2 separate regions of the Homo sapiens genome follow, and region 2 is linked to region 1. A link is an interaction called in ENCODE POLR2A ChIA-PET data of the cell type or tissue named here. Cell type or tissue: Caco-2. All regions are shown on one strand. Each heading gives the region's core, and the rest is flanking DNA. Links, peaks and the distances in the headings are about the cores only.

Region 1 (13,504 bases), core at 1,300-9,299:
GGCCATGACAAACAGACTGACTGTCTTGACCTTAGCCGCCCCTGGCCTCCTGCTCTCCATCTTCCTGGCCCCTTCCACCCCGTGCTTGATGTCCCCAAAGGCTAAGACAGGATGAGTTGCTGTCCAAGCTCCACTAGGGTTGAGTTGGGAGCCTGGACAGGGGAGGCAGTCACTGGATCACTGGTTCTCCCTCCCCTCCACAGCCCGCTGCTGGAAATGGGAAGCTGACATGTCCCAAAGGTCGATGCACTGGAATGCCCGGAGGTCATCCTCTGGGAGTGTCCACATATTTGTGAATGTGTTTGTGCCCATGAGCCAGGAGAAGCCGATCTTCTCTTGCCCCGTGTTGCTTTTCTCAATGTTGGCTCACAGCTGATGTTCATCACCTCAGGGCTGTGTTGAGGTTGGCAAAGGGACTTCCCATCGGAGAGGAAGGGAAGGGCTGCCGGGAGGGGACCCTGGAGGGCATTGGAGTCTTTATCGAATATGAGGACAGGACGTCCGGTTTTGAAACTATGCACTGATCCTATAGTTTCCATGGTAGGGCGGCCAGATGGCTGCAGGTGCATTTAGTGACAGGCCCCCTAACCTGTCCCAGCTATGTGTGTGCCAATCTCCTGAGCCTTTAGTTTAGCCAAGGTTGGCATTTCCCAGGGGGAACTTCAGCTGGGGACCAAGCAGAGCCGCCTGCCCTCCGATTCCATTTGTGTGTCTCTCTCCCCCATTAGACCGTGGGTCTCTCCGGGGCAGCGTTTAGCTGATCCACACTGGATCTCCAGTGCCCAACGCTAGGCTTGGCACAGAACCCAAGCGCAGCAAATGCTTGTGGAATGAATTAATACATTTTTCAAATCAAGTCAAAGTGCTGTTTTCATTATCTTTAGACCAGATTAAATTCAGAGCCACAGCTCTCCAGAAAAATACTGGCAATCTGGCTTTTGCATATTTCACTGTCAAGGAGAGAACTCCTTTTCTGAATTAGCCAGGAAGGCAAGCCCGGGTCCCTAGAGAGAGGCGACCCCTGAGCTCTCCCCTCTTGCCCACCTTGGGACACCTGTGACCCCTTTGGCTCTGATAACCCCTTGCTGGGCTGCCCCTCCAGCTTTGATCCCTGGTTTGCAGACCGAGGGAGCAAAAGGGTGGAGCTCTAGGAGTTTACTTTCCTGGGCAGGGTCAAGCAGTTCCTGATGCAGCAAAGTTGTTTGGGCGCAAACATTTCCCTGTATTGTCTGGCTTCAGAAGGCAGCCAAGAGTCTACGCAGGTGGGAGGGAGCTGAGGCAGGAGTTTTTTCTCTCTCCTCCACTCCAAAGAAGACAGGAGCCTCCAAGCCCCAAGGTGGGGGGTTAGGAGGTCATCTCACACCCTAGGCAGATGCAGAAGACCTAGGAGAGGACAGAATCAGGGGAGGGGGGTGGGGGACAGATGTCATATGTCCTACTGTGCAGAGTTGGGGAGTCAGGTGTAGACAGACATGAGCTGGTCTGAGAATTCAAGTCCAACCAGAGGACCAGGCTGTACCTTCCCCAGGGCATGCTGGGAGATGCCTCTCATTCCCTTGCTGGCTGGGCGCACCAGCCTACCTGAGGCTGTCTCTTAGACAGCTAAGGAATCTTTCCCCTCCTCTGAGGTTTCTGCTCAATGACACCTTTTCTGGGGACAGTGGCTCTGGAGATGGGGGATCCTGGAGGTTGAGAGAGGCTGAGCCTTCGTGGATCTCCAGTATCCCCTGCCTTCTATGCCTCTTTAGCAAGATGCTTCTCCAACTCCTGTTTTTCCTTCTCGGAACTCTGGAAGGATGCCCTCTGCATTTTGGATGTGTTTCCCAAGTGATGCTCCATTGACTATTACTTTGGGAGGGGGAAAAGCTTCTGGATCCAAGAAGCCTAGGAAACACAAAGTCAGACAGGCTATTATCTTGCAGGACTTATCAGAGCCTTGAATTTTTTTAATTTTTAATTTTTATTTATTTTTTAGAGACAGGGTCTTACTCTGTCACCCAGGCTGGACTGAATGGTGGAATTATAACTCACTGCAGCCTGGAATTCCTGGGCTCAAGCGATCCTCCTGTCTCAGCCTTCAGAGTAGCTGGGACTACAGGTGCATGCCACCAGGCCTGGCTATCTTGAATTGTTCATAGGGGCTTTAAAATACAAAAATAAGCTGGGCATGGTGGTGGGTGTCTGTAATCCCAGCTACCCAGCAGGCTAAGAGAAAATTGCTTGAACCCGGGAGGCGGAGGTTGCAGTGAGCTGAGATCATGCCACTGCATTCCAGCTTGGGTGACAGAGACTCTGTCTCTAAATAAATAAATAAATACACACAGACATACATAAAATAGGAGCTTTGACCTTCTAAGAAGGGACCCTGGTGCACAGTGTTTCCTGGACCCATGTGACACCAAAGTCATTTCTCCCCATGGGCTCTTTTTCAGGACATCTTCTGGGCCACACAGGTCGAGAGGATATCTCGGGAGTTACTGGACCTGAAATGTCAAATAACCCTGCAGAGGTGACAGCTGTGAGTGAAGATGCTTCTCTTTTTATGTTGAGTGAAACCCCTTTCAATATGGGCTGGAGCTGGCCACATGAGGTTTCCTGGTGTCGTGCAAGCGTGGAGATCCGGCCACACTCTTTCGTCTTCTCTTCCTTGGCCCTGAAGGGAGATGAGCCGGCAGGTGGACAAAATAAGGGGGTTGAGGCTGGATGCGGTGGCTCAAGCCCATAATCCCAGCACTTTGGGAGGCCAAGGTTGGCAGATCACTTGAGGCCAAGAGTTCGAGATCAGCCTGGCCAACATGGAGAAACCCCGTCTCTACCAAAAATACAAAAATTAGCCAGGTGGTGGGCACCTGTAATCCCAGCTACTCCAGAGGCTGAGGCAGGAGAATCGCTTGAACCTGGGAGGTGGAGATTGCAGTGAGCCAAGATCGCACCACTGCACTCCAGCCTGGGCGACAAAGCAAGACTCCGTCTCAAAGAAAAACAAAAACAAAACCAAACAAAAACCAAGGAGGTTAAGACAGACTATGTGCATCTCCCTAATCTGTCCCGGAGACAGAAGCCACAATTAAGTCACCTGTGGCCAAGACTGGGCAAGACCCAGGCAGCTGGGAAAGCCAAGAGGACTTTAGGCATCACGTTGCTCTGAAGTTCTGGAAAGGGCAATGCCAGCTTCAGGAGGGATCTGATTCAAAGGCCAGATTCAAGCCAGGTGCCGTGGCTCACGCCTGTAATCCCAGCACTTTGGGAGGCTGAGACTGGTGGATCATGATGTCAAGAAATCGAGACCATCCTGGCCAACATGGTGAAACCCTGTCTCTACTAAAAATACAAAAATTAGCCAAGCATGGTGGCGTGCGCCTGTAGTCCCAGCTACTCAGGAGGCTGAGGCAGGAGAATCGCTTGAACCTGGGAGGTGGAGGTTGCAGTGAGCCAAGATCACACCACTGCACTCCAGCCTGGGCAACAGAGTGAGACTCTATCTCAAAAAAAAAAAAAAAAAAAAAAAAAAGGCCAGATTCAGGGATGAGTTCACAAGATTCAGACCATGCTGGGTTCTCACCCTGCAGCTTCTGGTCCCCTCCTTGCAGCAGAAGTCCCGGGACGCCACTGCTGGGCTCAGCTCTGTCCCAGCCCCTGAGGTTCAGCCTGATCTTAGTTAGGAGATTTCCGAAGGAGCCAAATTCAATGTTCAGGGGCCTGGCATCCGAGCTTGGGTCCCTTTTTTTTTTTTTTTTTTTAAGATGGAGTCTCTCTCTGTCGCCCAGGCTGGAGTGCAGTGGTGTGATCTCGGCTCACTGCAAGCTCCACCTCCTGAGTTCACGCCATTCTCCTGCCTCAGTCTCCCAAGTAGCTGGGACTACAGGTGCCCGTCACCACGGCTGGCTAATTTTTTGTATTTTTAGTTGAGACAGGGTTTCACCGTGTTAGCCAGGATGGTCTCAATCTCCTGACCTCACGATCCACCCACCTCCCAAAGTGCTGGGATTACAGGCGTGAGCCACCACGCACAGCCTGTTTGTTTTTGAGATGGAGTCTCGCTCTGTTGCCCAGGCTGAGAGTGCATTGGCGCGATCTGGGCTCACTGCAACTTCTACCTCCTGGGTTCAAACAGTTCTTTTGCCCAGCCTCCCGAGTAGCTGGGGTTACAGGCATGTGCCACCACACCCGGCTAATTTTTGTATTTTTAGTAGAGACGGGGTTTCACCATGTCGGCCAGGTTGGTTTCAAATTCCTGGGCTCACCTCGGCCTCCCGAAGTGCTGGGATTACGGGATTACAGGATTATAGGCATAAGCCCCCAGTCCCAGACTCTTGTCACTACCTCCTATTGGCCTGGTAGACCACCTCCTCCCATCAGCTTTCACTGGGCCTCTTTGAGTCTGGCTGTACCCCAGGCCCTACCTGCTGGATGGGCTCTTGGCAGGTGAAGTTGCTGAGACCTGCTCCGTCTCTGAGGGAGTCAGCTGTCAGTCTTTCTCTATTCCACTCTGCAGCTCTCAACTATCCACAGGGCTTGGACACCAGATGGTCAAGAAGAAACCATTCTACTGAAGTCTGGGGATAAGACTGGGCTTTCTTAAAACTCATTTACTTACTTGTTCATTCATTCAGTTCATTCTTTCTCTCTCTCTCTCCTTTCTTTCTTTCCTTTCTTTCTTTCTTTCTTTCTTTTTCTTTCTTTCTTTCTCTCTCTCTCTCCTTCCTTCCTTCCTTCCTTCCTCTCTCTCCTTTCCTCTTTCTTTTCTTTTCCTTTCTTTTTCTTTTCTCAGTCTCACTCTGTCACCTAGGCTGGAGTGCAGTGGCTTAATCTTAGCTCACTGCAACCTCCGCCTCCTGGGCTCAAAAGATTCTCCTGTTTCAGCCTTCTGAGTAGCTGGGACTACAGGCAAATGCCACCATGCCTGGCTAATTTTTGTATTTTTAGTAGAGACGGGTTTTCCCCATGTTGCTCAGGCTGGTCTTGAACTCTTGGCCTCAAGTGATCCACCCACATCGGCCTCCCAAAGTTCTGGGATTATAGGCATGAGTCACCATGCCTGGGCTCTTTTTTATTTTTTCTTTTCATTTTTTATAAAAATAGAGACAGGGTCTCACTCTGTCACCCAGGCTGGAGTGCAGTGGTGCAATGATAGCTCACTGCAACCTCTGCCTTCCAGGCTCAAGTAATCCTCCCACCTCAGCTTCCTAAGTGGCTGAGAGAACAGGTATGTACCACCACGCCCGGCTAATTTTTAAATTTTTTTGTGGAGATGGGGTCTCACTATGTTGCCCAGGCTGATCTTGAACTCCCAGCCTCAGGTGATCCTCTGGCCTCAGCCTCCTGAAGTGTTAGGATTACAGGCGTGAGCCCCCATGCCTGGCCTGTTATTATTTCTATGGACATGTGTTAAGCTCTAAGTCAGTAGTTCTCAAACCTGAATGTGTGTGAGAATCCCCTAGAAGTCTTGTTAAAACAGACCACTGAGGCTGGGCATGGTGGCTCACATCTGCAATCCCAGCACTTTGGGAGGCTGAGATGGGAGGATGGCTTGAGGCCAGGAGTTTTAGACCAGTCTGGGCAACATAGAGAGACCCTGTCTCTACAAACTATTAAAAAAATTAGCCAAGTATGGTGCATGCCTGTAGTCCCAGCTGCTCAGGAGGCTGAGGTAGGAGGATCGCTTGAGCCCAGGAGTTTGAGGCTGTGGTAAGCTATGATTGCACCACTGCACTCCAGCCTGGGTGACAGCGCAAGACCCAGTCTCCAAAACAAAAACTACAAAAACATAAAACAGACCACCGGGTGTCATTTCCAGAGTTTCTGATCCAGTAGGTCTGGGCTGGGACTGATAATTTGCTTTTCTAACAAGTTTCCAGGTGATATGGAGCTACTGGTCGGGGGCCACACTTGAGAGCTGATCTCAGTCATTATCAGCTATTAACACCCGTGTGTGGATTAGCTTATCAGACCATGGAAACCAAAGACTTCCTCCCACAAGGGAGGTCTGGACAGAGTAAGGCTTGTGGAAGGACCAGGGCCTTGGGGGTGAGAGAGGAAACATTGCCAAGAGGCAGACAGAGGCCCAGAGGGCTGTCTGGCGGCACAGAGGACAGGCTTTGTCTTTTTCCTAGGCTGGGCAGGACCCCAGAGGTTAGGCTCTGGGACAGGAGGGAGGCGGGCAGGCCTGGGGAAGTCTGGGCAGCCCGTGCTGAACAGAGGCTGGGATCGGGCGGTGGGCCCGGTGCACCTGACCCGCGGGGCTGGGAACAATGGCTGGGCCGGCGTGGCCTGGCTTGCTGCCCCTGTTCATCTCTGTTTTCCTTCCCAGCTCCGATCTTCGCCGGCTCTCCTCACTCGCTCCCTCTCCGGCGGCCCATCCTGTCCGCTGGCCCCCAGACAGCACATTCCTTCATGCTGATCTCTTCCCGGTGGCTGTGAGTGCACGTTCTCACAGCGAGGCAGGGACTGGGGCCATGAGGAAGGGGGGCTCAGGTGGCCTTCCTGGGGGCCCTGGCCCCACATCCGGAGACCAGAGGGCACCTGGATGGGAAGGAGGAATAACCCCTCAGGCTCGGAGTCCTCCAGGACTCAGCTAGCCCTGAGGATTTGGATCATTTCCCCCCCAGTCCTTCATCTCTTGATATTAGGAGGTTGGGGGGTCCTGCACTGCTAAGCCTCCTAGCCCTGTGCCCTGGTGTGGTGACCGAATTGGCTGTATCCTCTGCAGAGCATGGCCCCTGTCCAGTAGACTCAGGACATTTTCTGCTTCTCATGGGGGCAGTGGCCCAATGCCAGGCTTTCCTTGGTCCCATCTGGGCCAGGACCTTCCCCTGGTTTCATCTCCCTTCCTTGAAAGACCCATCTGCAGCAGCGTGGAAGGATCCAGGCCCCCTCTGCCAGCCTTTCATTCACCCACGCAGAGGCAGGCAGGCTGTGCAGCCCCCACCCCACAATTTGATAAGCCTGAGCCAGGGAGGGCAGGGCTGGCCAGTGTGACAGCTCATGAGTGGCCGGTATCCTCTCTTCCTCTCCGGTACCTGGTGGCCCCAGTCCTGCTGCCCTGCCTGGCAGCAGAGGGGATGGGCTGGTGTCTGCTGTCCTGAGAGCCTTTCCTGGGCTGTCTGTACTGGGTCAAGGCTCTGCCTTGGGGTCAGGTTTAGTTTGAGGTCACGGTGAGGATCAGGGCTTGGCACTGGAGTCAGAGCTCAGCCTATGGCGGGCTCAGGAACCAGCCTGTTTCCAGGTTGGAGCTCAGTCTGAGTGGAGAGTTGGGGTTTGGTTTGGTGTGGAGCTCAAGGCTCTGTCTGGGGCAGGGATTGGGTTTGGTCAAGGGTTGGGATGAAGGCTAGTTTGGAGCCAGGGTCAGGGCTCAGTCTGGGGTAGGGGTCAGGACTTGATCTAAGATTGGAGTCAGGTCAGGGCTCAGCCTGGAGCCAGGGCTGGACTTCAGTGTGGGACAGGTGATGGGTTCTGAGAGGAGTTGGAGTTGGGATTCAGTCCAGGGTAGAGGTTAGCCTTGAGTCTGGGGTCAGGGTCAGGTTTATTCTGGGGTCACAGGGGCCACGGCTGGTGCTCTGTCTGGGGTTGCAGATGAGCTTGGCTGGCTTGGGTGTTGGTATCACTCTGGGTTTGAGTTCAAGGCTCAGATGGTGTCAGACTAGGACATCAATGTGTATTGGGACAGGCTGCTTGTGTGGAGCTGACAGGGGCAGGTGTGTGTTGAAGGTGATCTTTGTCCCTCCTGTATTTGCACCCCCAGCCCCCAGCCCCTACAACCGGCTGGGACTGGGCTTGGTGGGTGGACAGACGGCTTCAGTCGCGTTCTCTCTCCAGCAAAATGTGCCTTCATGCCTGTGCAGGGCCTGAGGACACAGGGTGTGCCAGAGAGCACCTGGGCCCTCTCTGGGCCTCAGTTTCCCTATCTGAGAAGCTCAGTGTCTGGGAGCTGGGCTGAACTCCCGAAACCTGGACTGGCAGCCGTGTCAAGAGGATTGGAATGTGGAGGGCTGCTGGGTGGGGTGGGGGGCACTGCAGGAGCTCTGGCCTGGAGCGAGGTGGCTGGACTGGGCAGGGGGAGGGAGGGGCAGGCAGGTGGACAGTTCTTGGGAACCCTAAGATGAAGGTCTTCGCCGAAGAGACTCAGTCTCAAATAAATAAATACATAAATAAATAAATAAAATTACAAAAATTAGCCAGGCGTGGTGGCGCAAGCCTGTAGTCCCAGCTGCTCGGGAGGCTGAGGCAGGAGAATCACTTGAACTTGGGAGGTGGAGGTTGCAGTGAGCTGAGATCACACCACTGCACTCCAGCCTGGGAGACTGAGTGAGAACCTGTCTCAAAAAAGAAAAAAAGAAAATCTCTGAATCCATGTATGACCTGGAACCTCCCCCAAAACCTTCCTTCAAGTTGTCCCACCTTTCCAGACAGAACCAATGTACACATCAGTCGATGTTTCCCTATAACTTATGTCCCAGTAAAGTGTATAAAATCAAGCTGTAACCCATCCACTTTGGGTACATGTTCTCAGAACCTCCTGGGATTGTGTCATGGGCCTTGGTCACTCATATTTGGCTCTACTGTCCCTTAGTGGCAGATAGTGCCACCTCTACCTCAAAATGAGGTAGGAGATGGGACTTGATTCCAGAGGCGGGGCTTAGACACCAGACCAAATTGAGGACTAGCTAAAGCATGTCGGAGGCAGAACCTCTCCGTAAGACACGCCCACCCATGTGCCATGTCAGTTCACCATTGCCATGGCAACATCTGAAATTTACCACCCCTTTCCATGGCAATGACCCAGCAACCTGGAAGTTACCACCCACATCCTAGAAAAGTCTTCGTGAGCCACCCCTTAATTTGCATATAATTGAAAGTGGGTATAAAAAAATATGAGTGCAGGCCTGCCTCTGGACACACTGCTTATAGGATAACCCTGCTCTGCAAGGAGCTGCAGCTGTGCTGTCGCTGTTCACTGCTGCTTCAATAGAAGGTGCTGTTTAACACCACCACCTCCACCCTTGAATTCCTTTCTTTTTTTTTTTTTTTTGAGACGGAGTCTCACTCTGTCGCCCAGGCTGGAGTACAGTGGCGCGATCTCAGCTCACTGCAACCTCTGCCTCCTAGGTGCAAGTGATTCTCCTGCCTCAGCCTCCCGAGTAGGTGGGATTACAGGGATGCACCACCATGCCTGGCTAATTTTTGTATTTTTACTAGAGACAGGGTTTTGGCATGTTGACCAGGTTGGTCTCAAACTCCTGACCTCAAGTAATCCACCTGCTTCAGCCTCCCAAAGTGCTGGGATTACAGGTGTGAGCCACTGTGCCCAGCCTTTTTTTTTTTTTTTTTTTTTTTTTTTTTAGATAGAGTCTTGCTCTGTCACCCAGGCTGGAGTGCAGTGGTGCCATCTCAGCTCACTGCAACCTCCACCTCCTGGTTTCAAGTGATTCTCCTGCCTCACCCTCCCGAGTAGCTGGGATTACAGGCCATCCACCACCACATCTGGCTGATTTTTGTATTTTTAGTAGAGATGGGGTTTCACCATGTTGGCCAGGCTGGTCTCAAACTCCTGACCTCAAGTGATCTGCCCGCCTCAGCCTCCCAAAGTGCTGGGATTACAGGTGTGAGCCACCGCGCCCGGCCCACCCTTGAATTCTTTCCTGGGTGAAGCCAAGAGTGCTCCCGGGCTAAGCCCCAATTCTAGGACTTGCTTGCCCTGCATCAAAATGGCTTCCTTGGCACGGAGCCTCCCAGACTACACGGGGTGTGGCTTTCATGTCAGGGCACAGGAGTCACGATGGTGTGCAGGATTCTAGGTGACCCCAGCTCCTGTCCTGTAACTGACACCTGCCCTGCTGTTGAGCAGGGTCCCTGAACCACCCTGACAAGGGCTCCATCCATGGGCAGGGAGGTTGGAAGAATGGGAGCGGCACTTGGCTTTCGGTCCTCTTCTCGTTCTCTTAGCTCAGCCCCCTAAACTGGCCTCCTCCTGTCAAAGCCGCAGACACACAAGAGAAACCCCGATTGACGTCAGGGGAAGCGCCCACAGGGACTCTGTCTCTCCCAGAAATTTGGCTCCAGCGCCTGGCTTCGAATGGCTGTGGTTTTTAAAAGGTGAAAATGGCCAGTGGCCCTGCTTCTGTGTCTCCACCAAAACCTGGCTTGGAGGAAAGCAGGCTGGGGTCCTTGATCCTGGAGTTGGATGGGGGAGTCCCCTCCCTTCTCTCCTTCTCCCACTTCCTTGCAGACCCCCTCCTCCAGTGCCCTCCCTGCTGTCTTGACCCCCTGGCGCTCCCAGCATCCTCCTTCCTCCCGTCTCCTCTCCACCGACAAAGGCCGAGATCTTCCAGGTCCTTCCCAGTCCTGGCGCTCACTGCCTGGTGTCCTTGGGTTTGCAGGGCCTACGGATCTCTGGGCACTGTCCCCTCCGTGAACTCTCAAGGCCCTGTCTTTCTCCTCTTTGTGGCCCCCACATTTGGCCCAGAGCCTGACACAGAGTAAACGCTCAGTGAGCCTTTACTGGGTCCAGATGGAGGAATTCCTTCTTGAATTTGTCTTTGCTCATGGTCTACCCTACTTCAACGTTGACGTTTGATCCATTAATTTCTTTTATTTATTTATTTATTTATTTATTTATTTATTTATTTATTTTTGAGGTGGAGTCTCGCTCTGTTGCCCAGCCTGGAGTGCAGTGGCACGATCTTGGCTCACTGCAAACTCCACCCCTGAGGTTCAAGCGATCCTCCTGCCTCAGCTTCCCTAGTAGCTGGGATTACAGGCGTGCACCATCATGCCCGGCTACTTTTTGAATTTTTAATAGAGACGGGACTTCACCATGTTGGCCAGGCTGGTCTCGAACTCCTGACATCAGGTGATCTGCCTGCCTCGGCCTCCCAAAGTGCTGGGATTACAAGCATGAGCCACCAGGCCCGGCCAGAACCATTGATTTCTGGAAACCATTCTGTGCCACAAGCCTTGGCCACTGGGAGGAGCCAGGAGAGTCAAACAACGTAGCTCCTTGGAAGAGGCTGCCTGTCAGTCATGCCCTTGGTCAGCCTGACCTGGTCCAGCCGGAGGGTGGACTCTTCGTGCTGAGGGCTGGGATGGCCAGGCACATGCCGGGGTCAGCACACAGTCACTGGGCTCATCCTGCCTTCAGATGCCTAACCTGGGGATCAGAGCCCTTCTTTTGCCCCCCAGGGGACTCCCAGTCTGGGATGGACGGGAGAGAAGGACTCCACTTCTGCCTCCTGTCAGGAGCCTACTCAGCTTCTGCTGAAACCTCCTGGCTGCTGCTGGTGTCGGATTCCACCATCATCTGCCTGGACCGCATGGATGACGCCTTCCCTAGGTCATTCTGACCATGACCTTGTCCCGCCTAATCCCCTCAGTTTCCTATCGTTTACACAATATAATCCTTGCTGCTGACCCCGGCCGTCCACGCCTAGGCCTCCTCCCCTCTGTCTGCTAGCTGTTCCTCCAGCCCCTCCTGCAGCACCGACCCTATCTCTGGCCTTCACTGGGCTCCTCCTCAGACCTCACATCCCAGCTTAGCAGGCAGTAGCCTGCCTCTTTCCTCCTCAGGCACCCCACTTGGACTTGGGGGCTCCTAAGCCATGGCCAGTATCTGGGCAGCCCTGAGCCAGTCCTCAGAACCCTGCTGCAGGAGTGGCTGAGCTGGCAAGAGTCACTGTGTGATCTGGCCACAGCCAACATCCCGTGTCCCTATTGTATTGATGAGGCCACTGAGGCCCGGGGAGGGGAAGGGACAGTTTTGAGGTTACACAGGCAGTTACAGCTCACCCCCGTAGCCTCTCATTCTTCTTTGCCATTGCAAAGAAGAATTTTTTTTTTTAAAATAGATATGGTATCTCAATCTCTGACTCAGGCTGGAGTGCAGTGGTGTGATCATAGCTCCCTGTAGCCTCAAACTTCTGGGCTCAAATGATCCTCCCACCTCAATCTCCTGAGTAGCTGGGACTGCAGGGTCGTGCCACCACGCCGGCTAATTTTCTTTCTTTCCTTCCTTCCTTCCTGCCTGCCTGCCTGCCTTCCTTCCTGCCTTCCTGCCTTCCTGCCTTCCTTTTCTTTTCTTTTCTTTTCTTTCTTTCTTTTTTCTTCCTTTTTCTCTTTCTTTCCCTTTTTCTTTTCTTTCCTTTTCTTTCTTTCTTTCTTTCTTTCTTTCTTCCTTTCTTTCTTTCTTTCTTTCTTTCCCTTTCTTTCTTTTCTTTCTTCCTTCTTTTCTTTCTTTCTTTCTTTCTTTCTTTCTCTCTTTCTTTCTTTTTTTTTTTATAAGAGATGGGATCTTGCTATGTTGCCCAGGCTGGTCTCAAACTCCAGGTCTCAAGTGATCCTCCTACCTCAGCCTCCCAAAGTGCTAGGATTACATGCATGAGCCTAGCCTGTAATTTTCCTTCTGTTGATCTGTGACTGTCTCTACGTAGGGTCACTTGAGTGGGCTTCACAGAGGCCTTGCTTGGGGGGCAGTACACCTCTTCCAGGAAGCCACCACGATTTCTCTCCACTCCCCGGCTCTCTGAGCCATGCACATTGGCTGCCTTCCAGCTGTCCTGGAATCATGCCTGGCTCACGTTCCTACGAGCATCAACATCTGAAGCTGAATTCCACTTTCACCTCTGATGCTCTATGAACTTGGCAAGGCCTTGTCCCTTTTTCCCCCACTTTACCCATTTATAGAATCAAGGCATTGAACCTGCTGATTTTAGAGGTGCTGCTGTGGAATTAGGGTTTCGGTCAGGGAGGCTGAGCCCAGAGTCTTGGTGGACTCCGACTACCAGCACAAAGTGTAACTGCAAGAATTGAGCTGGGGAGGCAGCAATCCTGGGTGAGAATCCTGCATCAGCACTTGATAACCGTGTGGCCCCCAGCAAACTGCACGTTGGGCCCCAGTTTCCTATAAAATGGGGGAAACCAGCCAGACCGGGTCTCCATCAGGTGTTATTAAATACGATCGTGGCTTCGAAGGTGTTTGCTAAGTTAAACAGAGCCAAGCAGGAGGATGTGCAGCATGGGTCACCTACAGCACCCCATGCAGCATCGGGTTCAGGCAGATGACCACACGTGGCACCCTGCCGAGGGAACGTGGCAGGTGTCTGGATGCGGCGTCCCCAGGCGACTTGTGTGGGCAGTATTCCTGGCAGTGCATGCTGCGTTCCCAGCCGGTCCCACTGCTGGGCCGGGACAGCCCCCGCAGGAGGAGGCTGGGCTCCCCCTGCAAAACCATCCGTTGATGGGAGGGGTGGGGGGCCACCTGGCCCTGGCCCAGCCTGGCTAGCCTCCCATCCCATGTTTTGTTCACAGAGTTTGGAATGTCCTGGGACACAGAGCTCGGCTCCCTGGGGGGGACACTTGTGCCATTGCCTTGATCTCATCGCTGGACAGGTTTCTCCTTCATTCCAGCCCAGGACTCGGCAGGCTCCCAGCTGCAGCTGCTGCCAGGCCCAGTCCGTCTGTGTCTGTCCCAGCGCTGGCAGCCAGGAGTGTGCAGCTGGGAGTGGAGGGCTTC
Region 2 (16,352 bases), core at 4,556-12,555, 270 kb before region 1:
CCCAGCTAATTTTGGTACTTCTAGTAGAGATGGGGTTTCACCATATTGGTCAGGTTGGTCTCGAACTCCTGACGTCAGGTGATCTGCCTGACTCGGCCTCCCAAAAGTGCTGGGATTACAGGTGTGAGCCACCATGCCCAGCCTAGCAAATAGTTTTAAAATGCATTGTGTGAAAAATAAATAGACCCAAATAATTCAAAGTTCTTCTCTCCCCTGAGAGAGTCCCAGCCTTCACTGCTTTCTTGGGAGCCCCTGGTTCCCTGGCCAGGTACTCTCTTGGGCCCTGCCCCCATTGGAGGCCACACCAGCTGGACAAAAGGAGACCAGGAAGAACCCTCAGAAACCACCCAGACCTGCCAGGCATGGTGGCTCATGCCTGTAATCCCAGCACTTTGGGAGGCCAAGGCAAGAGGATGGCTTGAGCTCAGGAGTTTGGGACCAGTCTGGGCAACATGGTGAAACCCATCTCTACCAAAAATACAAAAAAAATTAGCCGGGTTTGGTGGTGCACACCTGTAGTCCCAGCTACTCAGGAGGCTGAGGCGGGAGGATCACTTGAGTCTGGAGGGCAGAGGTTGGCACCACTGCACTGCAACCTTGGTGACAGAGTGAGATGCCATCTCAAAATAAATAAATAAATAAAAAGACAGAAAAAAAGAAACGACCCAGACTATCAGCCCTCCCAGAGGGGCCTGGGATGGGCTCATCGGCCTTCCTCACACAGACCCTGCCCGTCCACCCGACCTGGGGAGGGGCTCGCCCCACCTGAGATGTCCATGAAGTCATCCAGGCTTGGCTGCAGTGGCGTCAGGTCCGGCTGGATCATGTCAGCATTGCCGACGTAGGCTGGAGGCAGCAGTGGCGACATCAGCAGCAGCAGGCAGGGAGGAGCAGGGTCCCCACCCCCATCCCCAGCCATCCCTCCCTTGGCCTCCTGGAATCTCACAGGCCTTCACCCCTCTCCCCTGCCCTTTCTCAGACCCTCACCATCCTCAGGCGGCAGCTGCAGGGGCGAAGGGCCGGACTGAGTCATGGTGAAGAGAGTGTCTGAGATGTCGGACAAAAAGCAATTGAGGTCCAGGAGCTGCCGCCCACCCGGCTCCTCCTCTGGGTCCCCCAGCAGCACGGGGACCACACTGGAGAAGAGCTGTTTGCACCATTGCTCCGGCGGCGGCCACCTGCCTTCCGCCTAGGGAGACAGAGCCGTCAGCAGCCGCTAGAGAGCTCCCACTGCCCCGATCTTCCATATCACCCCTCTCCAGGGTCAAGTGGTCAGCAGGACAGAGGGTCTGTCTGTTCACACCTCTGTCACCTTTCCCTAGTGGACCTAGCTTGCTGCTTGAAAGGCCAAGATCACTCCATTGGCCTCTAAGAACTTCCCCCAGGAGATAGACCAGGATGCAGATACAGGGGTCCCCTTCCTGCTCTTTAGATTTTTTCCTGTCTGGGACCCCAGTTCTTTGGTCCCTCTGGTTTTTTTTTTTGTTTGTTTTCTTTTTCTTTTTCTTTTTTTTTTTTTTGGAGACGGAGTCTCACTCTGTTGCCCAGGCTGGAGTGCAGTGGCGCAATCTCAGCTCACTGCAACCTCCACCTCCCAGGTTCAAGCGATTCTCCTGTCTCAGCCTCCTGAGTAGCTGGGATTGCAGGCATGCGCCACTATGCCCGGCTAATTTTTGTATTTTTAGTAGAGACGGGGTTTCACCATGTTGGCCAGGCTGGTCTCGAACTCCTGACCTCAGATGACCCACCCGCCTCGGCCTCCCAAAGTGCTGGGATGACAGGCGTGAGCCACCACGCCCGGCCTGGTCCCTCTGTTCTCCCATGCCTCCCACCACTTGCTCAATGACCTGGGGTCTTCTCACCACCTCACCCTCACCCCCCAAGAAGAGAAGAGCTCAACAAATGAACCACAGGATGGCAGTAACATCCCACATTCCACCCTCATGCCCAGCCACTGTCTTGCCCACTGAGGCGGAAACTGTCAACTCTGCCTCCCATCTACTTGGGGGGCAAAGGGATGCCCTTGCCTGCTGGACTTACAGAGCACCCACCTGCTTAGGGGCCAGGAGGTCATCTTCCCTGCTGGGCTTACGGAGCTGCAGGGACACACAGAGTTGGACACCGGATCCCTTGCCCCATCCTCCATCACTTTCCCCCCAAAGTCTCCTCTACTCACAAGCGATGAGATCCCCCATTTCCCATCAGGAGCTCACCCGACCCCTAGGTAAGGAGGCCGCTAGGAGACGCTGTGGCCACACGGTGGCGCTGTCGGCCCGGGACTGAATGGAGGGCCCGAGGGGCGCAAGCTCGGGGGTCAGGATCCCCTTTCCAGGGATCTTCCGAGGCGGGCGGTAGCCGGCAGCCGCAGGAGGAAAGCTCTGGGGCCTCCCTGGCCCTCCCCCACTGACCCGCTTCTTGTAGTAGATGCGCCACTTGTGGTATTCCCGCATCACCACCTCGATGCGCCGCTTCCAGTAGTTCCCCTCCAGGACCACGGCCTGGGGTAGGGGCCGGGGGAGGGGGATCAGTAGAGAGGGGAGCACCGCACACCCATCTCCCACCCTTCACCCCATCCCTGTCTGCTCAGCGCAAGGCTACAGGAGGCAGGGGCTGGTCTTGGTGGGTGGGCAGGTGGGCAGGTGGGCAGGCGGTCCAGAACCCAGCTACCTCCGGCTTCCGGTGCGCATCAGCCTCAGGCCCCTGCAGGGGGGTCACGAAGCCACACACGGGGCTCTTCCTCCGCTTCACATCTGAGAGAAGGGGGCCAGGTCAGGGGCACCCAGCTTCCTCATCCCCCACCTCACCCCAGGGGACTGGGACTCAAGTGACACCCTGCGAAATCCTGCTTGGCCTTTGACGTTCAGATTAAGTGCCCATGCTGCCTCCTCCAGGAAGTCTTCTCGGATGATGCTCTAGCCTCCTAGATCTTCCTTTTTTTTTTTTTTTTTTTGGAGATAGGGTTTCACTCTTGTTGCCCAGGCTGGAGTGCAATGGCGTGATCTTGGCTCACTGCAACCTCCACCTCCTGGGTTCAAGCGATTCTCCTGCCTCAGCCTCCTGAGTAGCTGGGATTACAGGCGCCCACGACCAGGCCCAGCTAATTTTTGTGTTTTTAGTAGAGACGGGGTTTCACCATGTTGGCCAGGCTGGTCTCGAACTGCTGACCTCAGGTGATCCACCTGCCTCGGGCTTCCAAAGTGCTGGGATTACAGGCTTGAGCCACCTCACCCAGCCTGATCTTCCTCTACAGGGCACTGTGAATCCAACCTCCCACACCTTCTCTGGGTTCCTCTGGAGCCCCATAGGTACACTTGCAAAGACTGCTGAATGGATTGTGGGGCCATAGGCCACAGAGAGTGAGCTGCCTCCAGAAAGTCCTGGTTAGGGCTGGGTGCGGTGGCTCACACCTGTAATCCCAGCACTTTGGGAGGCCTAGGTGGGTGAATAACGAGGCCAGGAGATCAAGACCAGCCTGCCAACATGGTGAAACCCCGTCTCCACTAAAAATACAAAAATTAGCCGAGCATGGCGGCACATGCCTATAGTCCCAGCTCCTTGGGAGGCTGAGGCAGGAGAATCGCTTGAACCTGGGAGGTGGAGGTTGCAGTGAGATCACGCCACTGCATTCCAGCCTGGTGACAGAGCAAGAATCCATCTCAAAGAAAAAAAAAAAAGAAAAAAAGAAAGTCCTGGTTAGACTGGCAGGCCAGGGGCCTAGAGCCTTGGGTCCTCTGCCTCAGAAGGCTAGGCACTACCCACTTTCATTGCAGAGAACCACCCTTGGTTCACTTCTGACCACCAACATGTGTCCTCTTCCAGGCCTCCACCTCCCCTCCCAGTCTCTAATTCTGACCTCTCCCCAGGCTCTTGCCCTTGGCCCCAACACACACTCCAGGCTCTTTTTTGTTTTTGTTGTTGTTTTGAAACAGGTTCTTGCTCTGTTGCCCAGGCCAGAGTGCAGTGGCGCAATCATAGCTCACTGAAGCCTTGACCTCCTGGGCTCAAGCGATCCTCCCGCCTCAGCCTCTGGTGTACGCCACCATGTCTGGCTAATTTTTAAATTTTTTGTAGAGACAGGGTCTCCCTGTGTTGCCCAGGCTGGTCTCGAACTCCTGAGGTCAAGGAATCCTCTTGTCTTGGCCTCCCAAGGTGTTGGGATTACAGGCGTGAGCCACTGTGCCTGGCCTCTTCCTTTTTATTACTGTTATTTTTAATTTTTTGGTAGAGACAGGGCCCCACTATGTTGCTTTGAGGACTGGCCTCAAATTCCTGGGCTCACGAGGCTTTTCTTTATCTCCTAGCTTCCCTGGCCACTTTTTTTTTTTTTTTTTTTTTTTTTGAGATGGCGTTTCACTCTTGTTGCCCAGCCTAGAGTGCAGTGCCACGATCCCAGCTCACTGCAACCTCCACCTCCCGGGTTCAAGCGATTCTCCTGCCTCAGCCTCCCAAGTAGCTGGAATTACAGGCACGCGTTACCACGCCCAGCTAATTTTTTGTATTTTCAATAGAGACGTGGTTTCACCATATTGGTCAGGCTGGTCTCAAACTCCTGACCTCAAATGATCCCCCAACTCAGGCTCCCAAAGCACTGGGATTACAGGTGTCAGCCACCTCACCGGGCCCTGGCCGCTTTGTGTGTGTGTGTGTGTGTGTGTGTGTGTGTGTATGCTTGAAACAAGGACTGAATCTGTTGCCCAGGCTGGTGTGTGTGTGTTTGAGACAAGGACTCAATCTGTTGCCCAGGATGGAGTGTGTGTGTGTGTGTTTGAGACAAGGTCTCAATCTGTTGCCCAGGCTGGAGTGCAGTGGCAGGGATCTTGGGTACTTCGATCTCCGCCTCCTGGGTGCAAGTGATCCTCCTACCTTAGCCTCCAGAGTAGCTGGGACTACAGGTGTATACCACTGCACCCAGCTAATCTGTGAATTTTTAAAAAAAATTCAACATGGTTTCACCATGTTGCCCAGGCTGTTGTCAAACTCCTGGGCTCAAGCGATCTGACTGCCTCAGCCTCCCAAAGTGCTGGGATTGCAGGCGTGAGCCACCGCTCCCAGCCCCTGACCACTTTTCACTGACTCCTTTGCAATGCCCACCCTGCAGCCTCTCTCACTCTGGCCCTTTCCTGCTCTAGCCTCATATCCAGCTGCCTGGGGACCCTCCCTAGGATGTCCCAAAACTTGCCACAAAAACCCCACTGACTCCCAGCATTCCAGGTCTGACTGTTATATTCCGGGTCTAATTGAGAAAAAAATCTCAATCTCATAGGATCTGTGACATTTCTCCCGCTGTCCCCTCCCCTCCATCCTCTCTCACTGTGTCACCCCTTGGCCTGGTGTCATTTCTCACAGGGACCTCCCTGACTCCAGTGTCACACTCGGAGCTCATCTTCCAGTTGCAGCCAGGACAATTCTTTCTAAAGTGCAGTTCAGGTCTGGAACCCTCCATGGCTCCCTACTACCTCTGGGACAAAGTCCACACTCCTTGGCTTGGCTTCCAAACCCGTCCCCCTCCTCCATGACTGGGCCACCACTTGCTTCTCTCAGCATCTCATCTCCTTTTTTTGAGACAGGGTCTCACTCTTGTCACCCAAGTTGGAGAGCAGTGGTACAGTGCTACGGCCTTGGCTCACTGCAGCCTGCACCTCCCAGGCTCAAGCGATCCTCCCACCTTAGCCTCCCGAGTAGCTGGGACTATAGGCATGTGCTACCATGCCCAGCTGGTTTTTTGTATTTTTGGTAGAGACAGGGTTTCGCCATGTTGCCCAGGCTGGTCTCGAACTCCTGAGCTCAGGCGATCCACCTCCCTCGGCCTCCCAAAATGCTGGAATTACAGGCATGAGTCACTGTGCCCGGCCTCCCTGTCTCCTTTATACACCTCACCTTGAAGCCACACAGCCCACCTTTTCTTTTCCTTTTTTTTTTAAGATGAAGTCTCACTCTGTCACCCAGGCTGGAGTGCAGTGGCCTGATCTTGGCTCACCACAACCTTTGCCTTCTGGGTTCGAACAATTCTCCTGCCTCAGCCTGCCTAGTAGCTGGGATTACAGGTGAGCGCCACCACGCCCCACTAATTTTTGTATTTTTAGTAGAGACAGGGTTTCTCCATGTTGGCAAGGCTGGTCTCGAACTCCTGACCTCAAGTGATCTGCTCGCCTCGGCCTCCTAAAGTGCTGGGATTACAGGCGTGAACCACCACATCCGGCCCTTCTGGTCTTATTCTAACAGGGAAGCCCCTCTTACCTTCCCTCCTCTGCCCACAATTCAGGATAGCGCCTCCTCCAGGAAGCCTTCCTGCCTGCCAAAGCCCACAGCGCTGCCCACCTCCCCTCCACCCTGGCCTGTCAGGTCTTTACATGCTCGCCTTGCTGCAGGGAGTAAAAGCAGCTCCTGCCTTTGGCACAGAGCTTGACACACAGCTGGTCTACTTAGAGGCAACCTGAGACTTTTCCTGGCTGCTCTGACAAAGAGAACAACTGCTGACCCTTCCTGCCCCAGCCAACTTCCTCTGGGACAAACGAGGACACAGAGGAAGGGGGACCACTGGAACATGAAATTTACTAGGGCTTTTTAGCATCATTTACAAAGTTCTGTCCTAAAGAACATTCTCCAAAATCTGCTGGGCACGGTGGCTCACGCCTGTAATCTCAGCACTTTGGGAGGCTAAGGCCGGCGTATCACTTGAATCTAGGAATTCAAGACCAGCATGGGCAACATAGTGAGACCCCATCTCTACTAAAAATACAGAAATTAGCCAGGCGTGGTGGCGCATGCCTGTAATCCCAGCTACTTGGGAGGCTGAGGCATGAGAATTGCTTGAACCCGGGAGGCAGAGGTTGCAGTGAGCTGAGATTACACCACTGCACCCCAGCCTGGGTGACAGAGTGAGACTGTCTCAAAAAAAAAAAAATAAAATAAAATAAAGCATTCTCCAAAATGGACACTGATAGGATTGAAGGAGGGGTTTTGTCCTGGTTTCTGAGCCCAGATTGGACAGAAAACAAAGGGCTGGGTCCTTGGGTGCATAGACTCCCAGGGGGCTAGATAAGGAAGGAGGGTCTCAAAGTGTGTCTGCCCCTGGCTTTCCAGATGAGGAAATGAACACCAGCAAAGATGAAGTTTGTCCTGGTACGGTGTGGTGGCTCACGCCTGTAGCCCCAACATTTTGGGAGGCTGAACTGAGAGGATTGCTTGAGGCCAGGAGTTTGAGACCAGCCTGAGCAACCTAGTGAGACCCTGCCCCTACAAAAAATTAAAAATAAAAAATAGCTGGGTGTGGGGGCGCATGCCTGTAGTCCCAGCTACTAGGGAGGCCGAGGTGGGGGAATTGCTTGAGCCCAGGAATTGGAGGCCGCAGTGAGCTATGTTGGCTCCACTGCACTCCAGCCTGGGTGATGAAGTGAGACCCTGTCTCAAAAAATAGAATAAAATTAAGTTTGTTAGGCCAGGCGCGGTGGCTCACGCCTGTAATCCCAGCACTTTGGGAGGCCGAGGTGGGCGGATCACCTGAGGTCGGGAGTTCGAGACCAGCCTGACCAACATGGAGAAACCCTGTCTCTACCGAAAATACAAAAAATTAGCCGGGCGTGGTGGTGCGCACCTGTAGTCCCAGCTACTCAGGAGGGTGAGGCAGGAGAATCGCTTGAACCCCGGAGGAGGAGGCTGCAGTGAGTCGAGAGCACACCATTGCACTCCAGCCTGAGCAACAGAGTGAGACCCCCATCTCAAAAAAAAAAAAAAAAAGTTTGTCCAGGGCTCTCAGAAAGTCAGGGCCAAGTGAAGCCCCCCTCCCCAGCCCAGAGACCCCATCCTCTGGACTGTTTCTCATGGAAAGGCTGTAACCATGTGGCTTCCTGGGGGCTGGGGCAGGCTTTGTTTAACACTGATAAGTTCTTCCCTTCACTCAGCCGCGGAACCCTTTGCACCTATGCTGAGACAGATACTGGGACAGGACACATGGATGAATCAGGCAGGGTGCCCACAGCTTAGCGGGAGAGATAAGGAAAGTAAACAAACAACCCGAGACAATGCAAAGTGGAAAGTCCTTCTTGCCCCAGGAGCGGTGCAAAGTGCCAGGGAGCTCCCAGGACACCAAGACGATTTCAGAGTGTGGGAGTATGACTGTTGGATCAGGAAAGGAAGAATCTTAGAGGATAGGAGCCTGCAGGGGGTGGCAGAGCCCTTCCTGCTTGAGCCCTAAGGCCCGACATTAGTGGCGTCAAGCCAAGTAAGCCCTTCTCCTCCCCACTCCCGTGAAGCCCACCTTCAAACCTTTGGCGTTTAGGGAGGAGGAGGGGTCTTGACATTTGTTGTATGTGTGTCACGTGCTGCTATGACTATGACAGTGAGATACAGATGATCTCACTGAAAACTCAGTGAACCTCAGAAATAGGACCTATTGGCCGGGCGCGGTGGCTCATGCCTGTAATCCCAGCACTTTGGGAGGCCGAGGTGGGCAGATCACTTGTGGCCAGGAGTTCAAGACCAGCCTGGGCAACATGGTGAAACCCCGTCTCTACTAAAAATACAAAAATTAGCCAGGCATGGTGGCATGCGCCTGTAGTCCCAGTTACTTGGGAGGCTGAGGCACAATAATTGCTTGAACTGGGAGGTGAAGGTTGCAGTGAGCCGAGATCGTGCCATTGCACTTCAGCATGGGTGACAGAGCAAGACTGTTTCAAAAAAAAGAAAACCAAGAAAAAACAAATAGGACCTGTCATTCCCATTTTCACAAATAGCAAGCTTCGACTCCGGGAGGCTAGAGAATTTCCCAAGCCCACACAGTTAGGACATGCTAGGGCTGGACTGAAACCTCACTCTGTCTGATTCCGAACCTGGGGTCCTTCCAGCAACTTGTGCAATAGCTGGAGATCAGTGTGTCTGGGTGAGGACCCCAGGTGACATCATGCCTCAGCTGCCATCAGAAATTTCTTCTGCAGGCTGGGTGTGGTGGCTCACGCCTATAACCCCAGCTCTTTGGGAGGCTGAGGCGGGCAGATCATCTGAGGTCAGGAGTTCGAGACCAGCCTGGACAACATGGTGAAACCCTGTCTCCACTAAAAATACAAAATTTGGCGGGTGCCTGTAATCCCAGCTACTTGGTGCCCACAGCTTAGTGGGAGAGATAAGGGAAGTAAACAAACAACACGAGACAATACAAAGTGGAAAGTTCTTCTTGCCCCAGGAGAGGTGCAGGAGGCTGAGGCAGGAGAATCTCTTAAACCAGGGAGACGGAGGTTACAGTGAGCCAAGATCACGCCACTGCACTCCAGCATGGGCAACATGAGCGAAACTTCGTATTAAAAAACAAAACAAAACCAAACAAACCCCCCCCACCGCCATAATTTGGAGTTGGGGAACTGTGGACTTCCAGCCAGCCCCAGCTCTGCTTCTTTTACGCTCTGTGAACCTGAATATGTCACTTGCCTTCTGAGCCTCAGTTGCTCATCCATAACATGGCGGTAATAAAACCTATCTCCCAGGGTTGCTAGGAAGCCTTAAATAAGGTGATTCACGAAAGTGCCTGGCATGTAGATAAATGGAAACCAGAAAACACACCCTCTCCCTGCTTGGATGAAATCCAGCGGGGCGAGGACAGAGAATACTGCGTGTGGTCTCTCCTGGGCTTTGCATTCCCAGCTCAGTGCAGCCTTTGATCCTGCAGCAGAACCTGACCTGAATGAGGTCCCAACACAGGGCTGGCGGATCCAAGTCCTCTCTGCCTCTGCTGCCCTGCCATGGGGAGTGGGGTGTTCCCAAATGAATGAGAATGTGACCTCCTTAAGGATACATCATGTATTGGATACCAACTTAGTGGCAACACCCTGGAATACCTGTTATCTCCACACCAACCATGAAAGTTAGGACTATTGGCCTCGTTTTTTGTTTTGCCCTTTTTTTTTTTTTTTTTTTGAGACGGAGTCTCGCCCTGTCGCCCAGGCTGGAGTGCAGCGGCGCGATCTCAGCTCACTGCAAGCTCCGCCTCCCAGGTTCACGCCATTCTCCTGCCTCAGCCTGCCGAGTAGCTGGGACTACAGGCACCCGCCACCACGCCCAGCTAATTTTTTGTATTTTTAGTAGACACCGGGTTTCACTGCGTTAGGCAGGATGGTCTCGATCTCCTGACCTTGTGATCTGCCCGCCTTGGCCTTCCAAAGTGCTGGGATTACAGGTGTGAGCCACCGTGGCCTCGTTTTTATAGATAAGGAAACAAGTTCAGAGAGGCTAGGCAACTAGCCTGAAGTCACACAGCCAGCAAGGGGCAGAGACGGGGTGGAGGAACTAGCTCTGGGCAACTCTAAGTCCAGAGTTCCTTCCACGAGATGGCATGGCCTCTCTGGATCCCCTCTGCCCAATTGGCCATGGTGGGCACCTACTGGATATTCAGGAAGGACTTCAATGAAAGGCTGGTGGAGACCCATGCGGGATCCTCAGTTTCTCCATTTACAAAGTGATGCAGTTGGCCCCGCTAGTGTCTAATGGCCCTTTTTACCCTCGCATTCAAGGCACCCAACTATGCTAATGGGATGCAAAATGGGCTTTGAACTGTACCTCAAATCTCAGCCTACCCTAGTGCTACTGAGGGGTGACCTCTGCTGTGCCCAGCTTCACAGTGGAAACACCCTTTGGGACCTATTCCCCGAGACCCGCTGGAGGTCAGGAGCTATTCAGGAGTCCTGGTGCTGGGGGCCTGGTCTCCCCCTAAAAGGCTGTCAGGGTCAGGCGTGGTGGCTCACGCCTGTAATCCCAGCACTTTGGGAGGCCAAGGTGGGCAGATCACTTGAGGTCAGGAGTTCAAGACCAGCCTGGCCAACATGGTGAAACCGTCTCTACTAAAAATACAAAAATTAGCTGGGAGTGGTGGTGGGTGCCTGCAGTCCCAGCTACTTGGGAGGCTGAGGCAGGAGAATGGCTTGAACCTGGGAGGCGGAAGTTGCAGTGAGCCGAGATGGCACCACTGCACTCCAGCTTGGGCAACAGAGCAAGACTGTGTCTCAAAAAAAAAAAAAAAAAAAAAAGGTTGGCAGAACTCTGCTAGTGCTGGCCTTGAGGACCCCGGGGATTTTCCTGGGCAGCCACCATGTAGAACCCTCTGGCAGGAGGGTTGGAGGGGGCAGTCCCTCCCGGCTTGGGAGGCTGGTGGTAGCCACTCACACTGGATATACCAGGCCCTCCAGATGGCGTTGTTCAGGCGGATCTTGTCTCTGCAGAGCAGCTTGAGGCCTTTGAAATTCTTCCACTTGGGAGACACCAGCTTGCCACTGTCAAAGGGGAGAGGAGTAGGGTTAGGGAGATGCAGTGCTGCCACAGAGGCTGGTCCCCATATTCCCCATGCACTAGGCATCCATCTATGGTTGGCATTTGAGGGGCCCCTCCAAATCTGGCCCCCCAACCCAACCTGCCTGAAATTCCTATCCAGAGAGTCAGACCTTCAAAATCCCCTTCCAGACTCCCACCAGCGGCCCCTGTGTTCCCTGGGGAGACCTGTTTGTCAGTCTACTGCAGAACAAAAGCCACGCTGAAACCTGTGGATCAGCTCGGCCCTGGAAGCAACAATGTCCAGTGGCCTCACAGGTGTGTCTTGGAGGCTGGCTGGGGACAGTGCTCAGGCCCATTTCTCATTTAAGAGAATAAGAAATGACCTTCCTGGGCTGGGTGCAGTAGCTCACGCCTGTCATCCCAGAACTTTGCGGGGCCAAGGCGGGTGGATCGCCTGAGGTCAGGAGTTCGAGACCAGCCTAGTCCAACATACTGAAGCCCTGTCTCTACTAAAAATACAAAATTAGCTGGCTGTGGTGGCGCACACCTGTAATCCCAGCTACTCAGGAGGCTGAAGCAGGAGAATTGCTTGAGCCTGGGAGGCGGAGGTTGCAGTGAGCTGAGATCACACCGTTGTACTCCAGCCTGGGCAACAAGAGTGAAACTCCGTCTCAAAAAAAAAAAAAAAAAAAAAAGACCTTCCTGAGAGTCAGGGAGGAAAGGGGCAGGTCCGAGGTCACTCAGGCCTCCTTAGGCCCAGGAGAGGCAAAGGGGATGGCCATGGTTTGCCTGGTAGAGAGGGAGCCTCTGTGTTTTGTTTTGGTTTGGTTTGGTTTTTTTTGGTTTGCTTTTGGTTTTGAGACGGAGTCTCAGTCTGTCATCCAGGCTGGAGTGCAGTGGTGAGATCTCAGCTCACCACAACCTCCATCTCTTGGATTCAAACAATTCTCGTGCCTCGGCCTCCCGAGTAGCTGGGATTACAGTTGTGCGCCACCACGTTCAGCTAATTTTTTTGGTATTTTTAGTAAAGACGGGGTTTCACCATGTTGCCCAGGCTGGTCTCAAACTCCTGACCTCAAGTGATCTGCCCACCTTGGCCTCCCAAAGTGCTGGGATTACAGATGTGAGCCACCATGCCCAGCCGAGGGTGCCTCTTTATAGAGAGTGGCAGTCACTGCCTTCATGGTACAGTCCTTTTGGTGTCTGCCATGCCCAGAATCCCAGGGTGGCAACCTGGACTCAGCGAGAAGGTGTGCTCTTCTCAGGGCTGCACAGAAGACAATGAACCAACAGATCCCAAAGGAAGGCCGCTAGGATGAGCAAATGGTATTCATGGAGACAGAGCACCCTCACTCTAACCCTAGCTGTCCATCAAATCCACAGGATGGGCTGGGCGCGGTAGCTCACGGTTGTAATCCCAACACTTTGGGAGGCCAAGGCGGGAGGATCGCTTGAGCCAAGGAGTTTGAGACCAGCCTGGGCAACATAGCAAGACCCTGTCTCTACAAAATAATTTTAAAATTAGCCGGGTGTGGTGGCATGCACCTATAGTCCTAGCTACTAGGGAGGCGAGGTCAGAGGATTTCTTCAGCCCGGGAGTTTGAGGCTACAGTGAGCTATGATCACGCCACTGCACTCCAGCCTGGGCAACAGAGCAAGATCCTGTCTTGAAGGAAAAAAAAATCCACTGGATGGAAGAGCTTACACTGGTGAGGGTCCTGCTAGGCACAGGCCAAGTCTTCTGCCTCCAGGAAGCTGAGCCAGGAGGCCAAGACATTCAGGGTCTTAGACCCCCTGCTAGTCTCTCCCTCCCTCTCTCGTCTCCATCCACAAGCCAGGGTTGTGTACCAGTCCCCTCTAGCCCGCCTTTTGCATCCCTTACTCAGATCTCAGATGGGAAGGCTGAGGCCCCAAGTCTTAGCCATTTTTTCATTTTTTTGAGATGGAGCCTCATTCTGCCACCCAGGTTGGAGTGCAGTGGCATGATCTTGGCTCACTGCAACTTCCGTCTCCCAGGTTCAAATGATTCTCGTGCCTCAGCCCCCTGAGTAGCTGGGATTACAGGCATATGCCATGACACCCAGCTCACTTTTGTATTTTTAGTAGAGACGGGGCTTCATCATGTTGGCCAGGCTGGTCTCGAACTCCTGACCTCAAGTGATCCACCCACCTTGGCCTCCCAAAGTGCTGGGATGACAGGCGTGAGCCACCGCACCTGGCCCCCAAGGCTTAGTCTTTCAGAAAACCATACCTGCTTCCTCCAGGGGTCTTTCCTACATTCTGGGGGTGAAATGTGGGTGGGTGCCAGTCTGACTCCGCAGCCTCTCCCTACTTGAGTGCATTGGTCATTGGGCCCTCTCTCCTCCCTGGTCTCCAAGTTCCTGTGTTTGCTTTGGGGTGGGGGTGGGGGACTGCCCCCTCCCCACCAGGGACAACAGGCCTCATTACCCAAATAAGATACACAGCCCAGCTCTCTGGGCCACTGGCTGGGCCCCTCCCTCTGAGAATTAGATAAACACCATCTGTTTGGTAGGGAGACATGGAGGTGGGGGTGGGGGGAGACTCTGCTACCTCCTGGGCCAGCTTCTTCTGTGGCACCTGGTGGGGGACTCCTGAGTCTGTTGTCCCTGTCTGTATCCCAGCAACCTCCCAGCCCATTCTGATCACCCCGTGTCGCACCCTTGACCTGCCTGCCTTCTCTCCCGCTTCCATGCTAAGGTTATGACGTTCATGGCCCAGGCAGGGTTAGAGCAGATGTGACAGTGACAATATCCAAGCCCAGGAGGAAGAAAAGGATTTGGGGCTGTGAGAGAAGAGACTCAGCCTGGAGGAAGAGCGTAACGCTAGGGTTCAAGAACTTTTTATGACTGGCTGGGGATGGCTCACACCTGTAATCCCAGCACTTTGGAAGGCCGAGGCAGGAGGACTGTAGGAGGCCAGGAGTTTGAGATCAGCATGGGCAACATAGTGCAACCCTGTTTCTACAGTTAAAAAGTTAGCTGGGGCCAGGCACAGTGGCTCATGCCTGTAATCCCAGCACTTTGGGAGGCCGAGGTGGGTGGATCACCTGAGGTCAGGAGTTCGAGATCAGCCTGGCTAACAACGTGAAACCCCGTCTCTACTAAAAATACAAAAATTAGCCGGACGTGGTGGCAGGCGTCTGTAGTCCCAGCTACTTGGGAGGCTAAGCCAGGAGAATGGCGTTAACCCGGGAGGCGGAGTTTGCAGTGAGCCGAGATTGTGCCACTGCACTCCAGCCTGGGCGACAGAGAGCGACTCCATCTCAAAAAAAAAAAAAAAAAAGTTAGCTGGGCATGGTGGTGCAAACCTCTAGTCTCAGCTACTCAGGAGGCTGCAGTGGGAAGATCGCTTGAGCCCAGGAGTTCAAGGCTGAAGTGAGCTGTGATCACACCACTGCACTCCAGCCTGGGCAACAGAGTGGGAACCCGACTCATAAAAAACAAGTAAATTCTGGTTGGGCGCAGTGGCTCAAGCCTGTAATCCCAGCACTTTGGGAGGCCGAGATGGGTGGATCACAAGGTCAGGAGATCGAGACCATCCTGGCTAACGCAGTGAAACCCGGTCTCTACTAAAAATACAAAAAATTAGCTGGGCGTGGTGGCAGGTGCCTGTGGTCCCAGCTACTCGGGAGGCTGAGGCAGGAGAATGGTGTGAACCCGGGAGGCAGAGCTTGCAGTGAGCCAAGATCGCGCCACTGCACTCCAGCCTGGGCGACAGAGCAAGACTCCGTCTCAAAAAACAAACAAACAAAACAAAACAAAACAAAAACTTGTTATGACCAATAGAAAAGTCTGATGAGGAGCAGTGGTGGGCCTGTAACCTAAGCACTTTGGGAGGCTGAGGGGAGAGGATCGCTTGAACCCAGGAGTTCAAGACCAGCTGGGCAATACAGTGAGACCTTATCTCTATTTAAAACTATTAATAGGGCCAGGCGCGGTGGCTCACGTCTATAATCCCAGCACTTTGGGAGGCCAAGGCAGGCGAATCACCTGAGGTCAGGAGTTCAAGACCAGCCTGGCTAACATGGAGAAACCCCGTCTCTACTAAAAATACAAAAATTAGCCGGGCATGGTGGTGCGTGCCTGTAATCCCAACTACTCGGGAGGCTGAGGCAGGAGAATCGCTTGAACCCAGGAGGCGGATGTTGCAGTGAGCCGAGATCATGCCATTGTACTCCAGCTTGAGTGTCACAGCGAGACTCTGTCTCAACAACAAACAAAAAACAACAACAACAACAACAAAAACTATTAAAAGAAGAAAAGAGCTGGGCCCAGTAGCTCACACCTGTAATCCCAGCACTTTGGGAGGCCGAGACGGGTGGATCACAAGGTCAGGAGTTCAAGACCAGCCTGGCCAACATGGTGAAACTCCACCTGTACTGAAAAAAAAAAAAAAAAAAAGCCGGATGTGGTGGCAGGCGCCTGTAATCCCAGCTACTCAGGAGGCTGAGGCAGAGAATTGCTTGAACCCGTTGGGTGGAGGTTGCAGTGAGCTGAGATTGCGCCACTGCACTCCAGCCTGGGCGACAGAGTGAGACTCCGTCTCAGAAAAAAAAAAGAAAAGAAAGAAAAAGGCAGGACACGATGGCTCATACCTGTAATCCCAGCACTTTGGGAGGCTGAGGTGGGCAGATCACTTGAGGTCAGGGGTTCGAGACCAGCCTGGCCAACATGGTGAAACCTCGTCTCTACTGAAAATTAAAAATTAGCTGGGGATGGTGGCACATGCCTGTTACCTCAGCTACTCTGGAGGCTGAGACATGAGAATCGCTTGAACTCAGGAGACGGAGATTACAGTGAGCTGAGATCATGCCAGCGCACTCCAGCCTGGGCAACAGAGTGAGACTCTGTCTCCAAAAATAAATAAATAAATAAATAAATAAATAAATAATAAGAAGGAGAAGAAAACTCTGAGACTTAGAGAGGGGGTTGAGAAAACCCCAAGTTCAGCTGCCCACCTCCCACCTTTCAGGAATTCCTTTTAGATTGCCCCCTAACCAGGTCCTGTTTGCTCCCCTGCACCCTCAAGGCCACTCTTCCTAAAGCTAGCCAGCTCTGACCATGAACAAGTGCTTCCTT

The links. ChIA-PET counts read pairs that join two places held together with the same protein. Peaks named below come from ENCODE experiments on the same cell type or tissue, not always from the same donor. Only the 100,000 strongest peaks of a DNase experiment are listed, where the experiment ranks them.
Region 2: POLR2A ChIA-PET joins it to region 1 with 15 read pairs; 2 of 35 experiments call an interaction of 5 or more read pairs at or near these places.

The regions. Positions count from the first base shown.
Region 1 is chr7:73,880,343-73,893,846 of GRCh38, forward strand. No RefSeq gene overlaps it. Among named protein-coding and RNA genes, the nearest start is that of TMEM270, 26 kb to the left of the region's middle. In Caco-2, for the core only: no CTCF peak of the experiment used is centred there; no DNase peak of the experiment used is centred there.
Region 2 is chr7:73,604,923-73,621,274 of GRCh38, forward strand. It overlaps MLXIPL (MLX interacting protein like), which reads right to left. Exons shown (of 17, transcript NM_032951.3): 2 at 11,149-11,255; 3 at 2,668-2,750; 4 at 2,409-2,498; 5 at 2,052-2,096; 6 at 988-1,189; 7 at 766-846. Among named protein-coding and RNA genes, the nearest start is that of MLXIPL, 11 kb to the right of the region's middle. RefSeq lists an enhancer at 2,617-3,200. In Caco-2, for the core only: no CTCF peak of the experiment used is centred there; a DNase peak (open chromatin) is centred at 8,049.